Regions from separate parts of the Homo sapiens genome. Here region 1 is linked to region 2. A link is an interaction called in ENCODE POLR2A ChIA-PET data of the cell type or tissue named here. Cell type or tissue: OCI-LY7. All regions are shown on one strand.

Evidence for each region. Peaks named below come from ENCODE experiments on the same cell type or tissue, not always from the same donor. Only the 100,000 strongest peaks of a DNase experiment are listed, where the experiment ranks them.
Region 1: POLR2A ChIA-PET joins it to region 2 with 5 read pairs; 2 of 35 experiments call an interaction of 5 or more read pairs at or near these places.

What each region holds. Positions count from the first base shown.
Region 1 is chr5:94,629,397-94,634,396 of GRCh38, reverse strand. It overlaps SLF1 (SMC5/6 complex localization factor 1), which reads right to left. Exons shown (of 21, transcript NM_032290.4): 4 at 3,654-3,894. Among named protein-coding and RNA genes, the nearest start is that of SLF1, 13 kb to the right of the region's middle. RefSeq lists an enhancer at 946-1,445. In OCI-LY7, no CTCF peak of the experiment used is centred here; a DNase peak (open chromatin) is centred at 2,176; H3K4me3 peaks cover 758 bases; H3K27ac peaks cover 1,329 bases.
Region 2 is chr5:94,512,990-94,517,989 of GRCh38, reverse strand. All of the region lies in intron 5 of KIAA0825, which reads left to right. Among named protein-coding and RNA genes, the nearest start is that of KIAA0825, 100 kb to the left of the region's middle. In OCI-LY7, no CTCF peak of the experiment used is centred here; no DNase peak of the experiment used is centred here.

The DNA of each region.
Region 1 (5,000 bases), 120 kb before region 2:
AAATTAGATTTATAGAACCTAAAAGTTGAACGCATAGGTGCAGAGAGCAGAATGGTGGTTACCAAAGGCTGGATGGAGGTGGGGGAATAGGAAATGTTGATCAAAGGACACAATGACAAGTGTTTGAGGTAATAGAAAAAAATAAATAAAAATTACAAAATCAGGGCCATTGAGAAAATACGTATGCAACTGATAACAGGAATTCAGTATAAATAAAGCAAAAGCTGATAGGACTAACAGAAGTAATGACTAATCTGAATTACAGTTAGAAAATTAAATTATTCTATCAGTAATTGGGAATTAAATAATAAACTTGTAAATAATCAATGGGTCAAAGAAGAAACGAAAATTTAAAAATACTCTGAACTTAATAAAAAAGCAAACACGATTAATACAAATTTGTGGGATGTGGATAAAGCAATGCTTGGGGGCAACTAATAGAAAAACAGAAAGGTCTAAAATCAATGATCCAAGTTTTTACCTCAAAAACAAACAGAAAAATAACGAAAGCAAATTAAGCCTAAAGCAAGAAGTATGGAAATAATAAAACCAAGGACAGAAATCAATGAAATGACAAACAATAGAGAAAATTAATAAAACCAAAATGAGAATTTAAATTTCAATTTCCAATTGTTCTTTGCTAGTATATGAGAATGCAATTAAGTTTTATACAGTGATCTGTTGTCTTTTGATCTCGCTAAATTCACTAGCGAGATCTTCTAGTATCTTCGTTAAATTTTTTAGTACACAACCATGTCTTTGGAAATAAAGACAATTATTTTTCTTTCTTTGCAATTTTATGCTTCATTTCTTTTCTGGCTTATTGCAATGGCTAGTACATCCAGTAAATGCTAAACAGAAATTTTAAGAGTCAGCATCCTTGCCTTGTTACCAATCATGGGGGAAAAAATCTTTCACCATTAAATATCACATTAGGTTTAGATATTTACATAGATGTCATTTATCAGGTTTAGGATACAAAAATCATTTTTAAAAATTGCAAATAGAATCAGCAAAATATTAAAAATGAACCAGAAAAAATACACCATGATGAAGTACAGTTTATCTCAAGAATACAAGTTTGGTTTAACATTTAAGAATGAATCAAGTGGCCGGTCGCAGTGGTTCACGCCTGTAATCCCAGCACTTTGGGAGGCCGAGGTGGGCGGATCACCTGAGGTCGGGAGTTTGAGACCAGCCTAACCAACATGGAGAAACCCCATCTCTACTAAAAATATAAAATTAGCCGGGTGTGATGGCATATGCCTGTGGTCCCAGCTACTCGGGAGGCTGAGGCAGAATTGTTTGAACCCAGGAGGCAGAGGTTGCGGTGAGCCAAGATCACGCCACTGCACTCCAGCCGGGGCAACAAGAGCAAAACGCTACCTCAAAAAATTAAAAAAATAAAGGTCGGGCGCGGTGGCTCAAGCCTGTAATTCCACCACTCTAGGAGGCCGAGGCGGGCAGATCACGAGGTCAGGAGATCAAGACCATCCTGACTAACACAGTGAAACCCCACCTGTACTAAAAAATACAGAAAATTAGCCGGGCACCTGTAGTCCCAGCTACTCAGGAGGCTGAGGCAGAAGAATGGCGTGAACCCGGGAGGCGGAGCTTCCAGTGAGCCGAGATTGCACCACTGCACTCCAGCCTGGGCGACAGACCGAGACTCTGTCTCAAAATAAATAAATAAAAGAAACAAACAAGTATAATTCAACATATTAAGAAAATAAAGGAGAAAAGCAAATTATCTCAAAAGATGCAGATAAAAAGTTTAAGAGCAATCTATAATAGCACCCCAAAACACAAAATACCTAGGAATAAATTTAATAAAATATGTGCAAGATTTATATAATGAGAACTATAAGACATTAAAGAACAAGCGGAGAATACATAGTTCACTAATAGGAAGACTCAATATTGTTAAGATTTGACCTATAAAATACAATCCCAATCAAAATACCAGTTTGCATTTTCACAGAAATTGACAGTGATTCTAAAATGTGTACGGAAATACAAAGAATCCAGATTCACTAAAACAACTTTTAAAAAGACTAAGTTAAGAAACCCATAGTACCTAATTTCAAGACTCACTTAAAGACACAGTAACCAAAACAGTGTAGTGTTGGTATAAGGTAGATATAGAGATCACTGGAACCAAACAGGAAGTCCAGAAATAGACCACACATACATGGTCAATTGATTTTCGTTAACAGTGCCAAAATAACTTCAGAGCAACAGGAACTCTCATACACTACTACTGGGAATATAAAATGGTACTACTTTGAAAAACAGTTCATAGCTCTCTGCAGCCTCCAACTCCTGGGCTCTAGGCTATCTTCCCACCTCAGCCTCCCAAGTGGCTAGGACTAGGACATGCATCACCAAGCCTGGCTAATTTAATTTGGAAAAAAAAAAAAAAAAAAGAAAGAAAAAAAAATTTTGTAGAGACAGCATCTCGCCATGTTGCCCAGGCTGATCTAAGACTCTGGGGTCAAGTAATCACCTCCTGCCTTGGCCTCTCAAAGTGCTAGGATTACAGACCTGAGCCACTATGCCTGGCCAGTTTGGCATTTTCTTATAATGTTACACACATAATTGCCATCTCAAACAGTATAAATTCATTCATTCCGAGATATTTCCCAAGAGAACTGAAAACATGTCTGCATGAATACTTGTAACCAAATGTTCATAGCAGCTCAATTTATATTAGCAAAGACAAAAAAATCCCAAATATCTACCAATATGTGAATAAACAGACTGTAACATATCCATGGAGTAGACTACTACTCAGCAACAAAAAGGAATGAACTGCTGGTATACACAAAATGGATGAATCTTAATAATACTGTACTAGAGAAATGAAGCTATATCAAAGCAGTATTTAAGTATGATCCCATTCATAAGGACCTCTTAAAAAGTATACATCTAGTCTATAGTGATAAAAAGGAAATTAGTGGTTGCCTGGTGTTGGTGGTACAGAACTAAATGTTCAAGGACACAAGAGAACATTATAGGATAATGTACATGTAACAGATCTTGATTATAGTGAGGGTAACATGGGTGCATCAATTTGTCCAAACTCATCAAAATATACCCTTAATTTGTGTGCATGTTATTGATTATAAATTACATTTAACTAAGAGACAAAAACACTCCCCACCCTCTTGCCATAAAAAAAAAAGTAACAGCAGTCTTAGAATACAGTTTACCCAATAAAAAAGCTTTTAAAAATATACCAAGGACAAAATGAAATAAAATTATGATGAAAACAGTATGAATAATGAAGACAGCACTACATAAACCCAGAATGATGCTTTTGTGATAATACCAAAAGTCTAAAAGTGCTTCATAACTAGAAACAAAAAACTCCCAATTAGTTTTCCTTTTTTGTTTTGCTTGAGTTGGCCAAAAGGAATAACATGGAAAGTAAAATAGAGATATCCAGAATAATCTAAAACAATATTGTAAAGTAGATTTTGTTCTATTAAAGACACATAAGTCTAAACGAGCATAATGGCTTACCTAGGAGATTGGAGTAAATCACCATGGCTCATTTGGGCTAATAATTGCAAAAAAATACAGAAAGTACTCATGCAAATCAAAATTATTTTCTCATTAATTGCTTTAGCTTTTATGTAATCACATCCTACCTTATAAGAGAATCACTTCGCTTATCAGTTCTAACAAGGAGGACAACTTTCCATCTGTGGAAGGCTCCTGGAGCACCAGTGCGTTTCAGTTCTTCACGCCATCTTTTAGGTGCAGATTGCATTTGAGGTGAATAACGGGAATCTTTTTCAATTTTATATCCCCATTCATAAGTTGTTTCATCAAGCCATCTGCCACTTTTGGCACTATGAATTATATAGTCCTTGGTTAGTATCCACTTTCCTAGAAAGCAAATGAGCTGTCAGTCACAAAGGAATTTTGGTTCTGATAAATGATAAACAATAAAGATCAAATATAAAAGTCAACCTTTTTCAAGATAAGACTCTTAAGCTATGCTGCTAACATTATCTTTGAACTATGCATTTTGGGGAAATTTTCTGATAGTAAGAGGCTTACAATATCACTGAACATTGTATGTAATCTTTTCCATGACAAATAATTATAATTCTAAATATAATTCCATAGCTATAACTTAGTTATAATTACAGTTTCATTTAAATATAATTCTAAATTACAATTTTATAATTCTAAACATAAATCTAAAGCTTTAAAATCCAAAATAAAATGTGGTATTACTGGAATTATTATTACTATCATTATTCACTATTTTGGGTTAGATTTATATTCTTCCTCCTATGCTAACAGCTTTTCCAATATTGTTCACGGCATTATTACTCTGTAAAACAAATTTACTGAGTTAAAGAATTTTTCAGGTCATTTTATAACAACTCTTTTTTTTTTCTTAAGAGATGAGATCTCGCTACGTTGCCCAGGCTGGTCTTAAACTCCTTGGCACAAGTGATCCTTTTGCCTTGGCCTCCCAAAGTGCTAGGATTACAGGCATGAGCCTCCACACCCGACCAACAGTTTCTTTATCTGGGCATCAATGATCTTTTTGAACATTATGGACAATGTATGTTTTCATTTGTAAAGTTAAAAACGAATGCAAGTGTTTTCCTTGTAAGTTAATCCAAAAAGGATAAATTCACCCAAGTTACATATGCTTCTTTTTTTGCAATCAGTAGACTAATGATATGTCAGATCAATCACAGCAGAGAAAGCTATAAAATACAAAACGATAGAGGAGAAGACTAAGTCTTAATTTGGGTCTATAGTATTTAATATCTTAGAAAAATAAAATAGTATGACCATTGCTTCATAATATGGATAGAAGCAGCAGAGAGAACAAAAGCACTGCCTGTATCAAATGACAGATCAAAGAAAACTTGACTGAAAACAGCTGAGACTTTAACAAAAGCTTAAGATTTTGACATTTTGTGCCAGTCTTTTCATTAATGTATTTTTTTTTTGTCTTAAACAAAACACAC
Region 2 (5,000 bases):
ATTATTTATTATCTCCATTTTACAGTGAGGAAACTAAGACATAGAGATGTTAAGTAATTTGCTCTAGGACATAGAGTGAAGCCAGGATTCAAACTTATCTGTCTGACTCAGAGCCCTTCCTGTATTACTATAATCTACTGACTGAAAAATAGGATATTTTTAAATTTAAAAACATTTCTCTGAATCCTCTGTATACTTCTTCAACTTTAGTGGTCATTGTTTTCTTCTTCTCCAAACTATTTAAATAATTTAAAATAAATTTAATTTATTTAAATTTAAATAATTTAAAATAAATTTAATTTATTTAAATTTAAATAATCCTAATTTAAATGTATATGATTTAAATGATTATAATTTCTATTTAGTGACTTTAAGCAGGCTTTGTATGTATACTGTAGTCTTAATGAGCTAATGTCTTACCTTTCCATGCTTATACCTTAATGAGCTAAGGCAGTTTGGACCTATTCAATCTTTAGTTGCTTCTGATTTTGTACTTAGGTTGAGGATTGGTTGTTCTTCCCTGAATGACCTGTAAATTTTCCATCATTCATCTATCATCTATCTGTCTATCTATCTATCTATCTGTCTAATGTGATTACTTATTAATATGTATAAGACTTTACAAGGCTTTACATATGTGGGTTCACTTAACCTTCTCAACAGCCTTTTATATTATTTATACTTTATATATGAGAATACTGAGATTCAGAGAGGTAAATATTTTCCAAGTCCACACAGATAGTAAGCCAAAAAAAGAAGATTTCTCTGTTTGCAATTATTTGGTATATTAGCTTGATATGCCACTAAACTCTGTGTCAAAAGCTGTGCAAAACAGTATGATAGTTAGCATTAAAAATAATTTACCACTTTCACTTTTTTTGTTTTTTTGAGTTGGAGTTTTGCTCTTGTTGCCCAGGCTAGAGTGCAATGGTGCAATCTCGGCTCACTGCAACCTCCGCCTCCTGGGTTCAAGCGATTCTCCTGCCTCAGGCCTCCTAAGTAGCTGGGATTACAGGCATGCACTACCATGCCCGGTTAATTTTGTATTTTTAGTAGAGATGGTGTTTCGCCATTTTGGTCAGGCTGGTCTCCAACTCCTGACCTCAGGTGATCCACCCGCCTTGGCCTCCCAAAGTGCTGGGGTTACAGGTGTGAGCCACCGTGCCTGGCCACGTTTTCTTTTCTTTTTTTTTTTTTTTTGAGACGGAGTCTCGTTCTGTCGCCCAGGCGGGAGTGCTGTGGCGCGATCTCCGCTCACTGCAAGCTCCACTTCCGGGTTCACGCCATTCTCCTGCCTCAGCCTCCCGAGTAGCTGGGACTACAGGCGCCCGCCACTGCGCCCGGCTAATTTTTTGTATTTTTAGTAGAGACGGGGTTTCACCGTGGTCTCGATCTCCTGACCTCGTGATCCGCCCGCCTCGGCCTCCCAAAGTGCTGGGATTACAGGCGTGAGCCACCGCGCCCGGCCCACGTTTTCTTTTTTAATGGTTACATTATTTCTGTCTTCTACACTGATTCAGTGTTTTGCTTTTCTTTTTTATTGATAATGATTCAGAACTCAGTTATGATTTGCTAGTGTTATTAACTCAGACACTCACTAGGGGTAGTTTTTATGATGCTTTTCTATGCTATGTTATGCTATGCTATGCTGTGCTATTTGTGCTATGCTGTGCTATGTTATTCTACCAGTTGGCCTTTTGGATGATTGTATTCACCTGGGCACCCCACAGTGCATTCTGTCTGCCACTAATTCAGGTTTTCCAGTACATATATTTAAAATATGGTGACAATCTCTCTAGCCATTTTTCTATGATAAGGTACCAGACAGACAATTTTATTTACATATAAGCTTGTGATTAGACTTAATCCACATCTTGGTATTGTATGGTAACTTTTTTTCTACTTTATATTCAGTTTTGAATGTTTTGTTTCTTAGAGAGCATGTGCTGCTTTAGTATTACAATACATTTAGAAGTGTAATGCTTGTATGTTTTGTTATCTGAAAAAAATGATGAAATAATGTTAACATAAATATTACAGAATCTTTTTGATTTAACAATCTTTTATAGAAGAGAACAATATTATTCTTACAGATACTCTTACAAAGTTTTCAGAGTGATTTACAAAGCAACGCTTTCTGAATAACCGATTTTGTTCATCTGTATTCTTATAGTTTCTCTAATTTTTTTTTTTTTTTTGAGACAGAGTCTCCCTCTGTTGCCCAGGCTGGAGTGCAATGGCGCAATCTCGGCTCACTGCAACCTCCACCTCCTGGGTTCAAGCGATTCTCTTGCCTCAGTCTCCCAAGTAGCTGGGATCACAGGCGCCTGCCACCACGCCCAGCTACTTTTTGTATTTTTAGTAGAGACGGGATTTCACCATTCTGGCCAAGCTGGTCTCAAACTCCTTACCTCAGGTGATCCACCCGCCTTGGCCTCCCAAAGTGCTGGGATTACAAGAGTGAGCCACCACACCTGGCTAGTTTCTCTAATATTAGGAAAATTATTATTTCGTAAAGGTTTATGCTACAATATTTTTTTCATTTAGCTTATAAGGCTTTAAAGTCAAAATAGCTTTCAAAAAGCTAGAAATTTACAATTAGCATTTTGATTATAACCTAATTTGGAATTATCTGGAAAGTCAGATCCATATATACAATTGTACACATATCATCTACGTTTCAGGAGCACCAGTGCCATTCTTATATTGTAACATTTTACTATATTTATATTTGGACTAGTTATGTGATCAAATTAATTTTACTTTTAAAATTGTATTTCCTTTGGATTTAAGTAAATGCTACATTTCTCAGTGTTCAAAAAAGAAAGGATTATTTACATATAATAAATTTTGGTTAAATAAATCCTCTGTATTTTAATATGAAAAGATAGAAATAGGAGATTTAAATTCTAGGACAAACTCCATGGCCCCCATATATCCTATCTTTAATTTTTCTTGAGGTTATTGTTAGCTTGAAAAAGGAAGACTTAGGAGAATATGATAAACACCTTTGAATATTTGAAAGATTCCTAAAATCTGCAGTGGATGAAAGGTTGACCTGAATCACCTCTAAGACACCTTTTTTTTCATAGTCCCTTGTTCTTTTGTTTAAGGAAGACTGGGGATGAGGGAAGTGAATCCCTCAAGGAATGAAAAGATCATTCAAGATAACCAAGGCCCTCAAACCAAAGAGAAGATAGACTTCTTGACTAGGGAGACACAAGATCACTATTAGAAAGTAGGCCAATCAAAAGCCACTCAGTTCTCTCTTCTACTCAAGTAGTTTTGACCATTTGAATGATGATATTACGAAAGAAGAAAAAGTATACTGAAGCCAACTCTGGAAAGTTGGATATTGTCCCTATTTTATAGATACAGAATCTGTGGTTTGGACAAGTTAAGTAGCTCTCCCAAAGTCCTGGTGACTACAGTGACTTACTGTGTCTTGCTGAATGAAATCATTTGTAAGATCAAGAATCCTTCAATAATTTGAAGAGTAATTCTCATTTTTTTAGATCCCAATTTTTCTGTTGGACTCATAGCATACATTTATTTTCCTACGTATAAAATTAACCTTGAATTTCGAAACTGTAATAGAGTACAAATCCACATCACTTCTTTCTATTTGGAAAGATTTGCAAAGAAAAAAAATCCAAGACTTTGCATACTAATACATGAATAGAAAAAATATTACCATTAATTTTAATATTTTAAAAAGTATCTAAATGAAGAATGTCATTTTATTCCTAAAGATGCAAGTAACCTGGTTACATATACCATTTTTACCAGAGTTAAGCTAAAAGTAACTAAGTTGAGCTGATTATTACCAGGTTTGAGATCCTTTTCACTATTAATTAATTAATAACAATAGCATTAGCTAGCATTATGGTTGCAAGATGCATCTATATTTTTTATTTATTTGACTTATCTTTGCTATATCACCACCCAAAAATTAGACAATGCAGCAATTCCAGTTCTTGTTTTGTGGGTGAAAAAATGAAAGCATTTTGGCTGGTTAACAAATCAAGTTAGCTGCAAAATTAAGATTAGACAAGAAGCATCTTCCCACTATACCTCCATTCCACCTAAGATAAACAAAAAGTCTGACATTATAATTTTTTTCTAAGGAAGTTCTTTTTTTTTTTTCAATTCTTTCTACTAAAGGTAGGAATTTTCTCTGAAAATTATTTATTAAATTAAAAATCATGAGAAAAATGACTGGATATTTATGGGTATAAGGGGAGGGTGTATTTTATGTGCTTGGGTAGATGTGTGGTAGTATATGTATGTGTACATATCTTTATCTAAAACTTTTTTTTCTGCTGCATGGACTCTATTTTCTGGCCTAATTATTCTCCATTAAATGTTCTGAGGCATCTGAATCATTGTTCTAAAGACAGAAGGGCACAAAAATGGAAAGTATATTGGGTAAAAGAGAACATGTATGCAATTTAATTTTAGCACATTTTTCTTCCATATAGGAAGAATTAGCAAACACCAAACTGCACTGTTATCTACTTCTCCCTTCTTAGAACACAGGTGTCTTCTTCCTAAGGTTGCAAAGAATATTTCACTTGCTATATCCTCTAATTCTGACATTGAAACACTAATGATGAAAGTTAAAAATAAGATTCTGTTTTGGTTTTCAGGAAAGGTCATAGGTCAGTTTAAGATTTATATACCATCTTAGCCATTTAATAACATTTTTTGATACTGAAAAACTTTTTAAAAGATTAAAATGCTGAGGTTTTAAAAAGCCTCATTTTTTGACTTAGAAAAATAAATTATCTATTTAAAAATATAAGTAACATTTTAAGATCCAAATGAAAATTATTGAAAAAAGTCACTGAAAAGAAGTTTAGAATAAAACTATACTAAAAGTGAACAAACTTATCTTGCAACTATTCAATATTGAACAAATATGTGGACAAGTATACATGAGATTGTTGTCAGAAATTTATGTTCTGTAGAAAGTAAGTTGCTACAGCGTACAGAGTGCT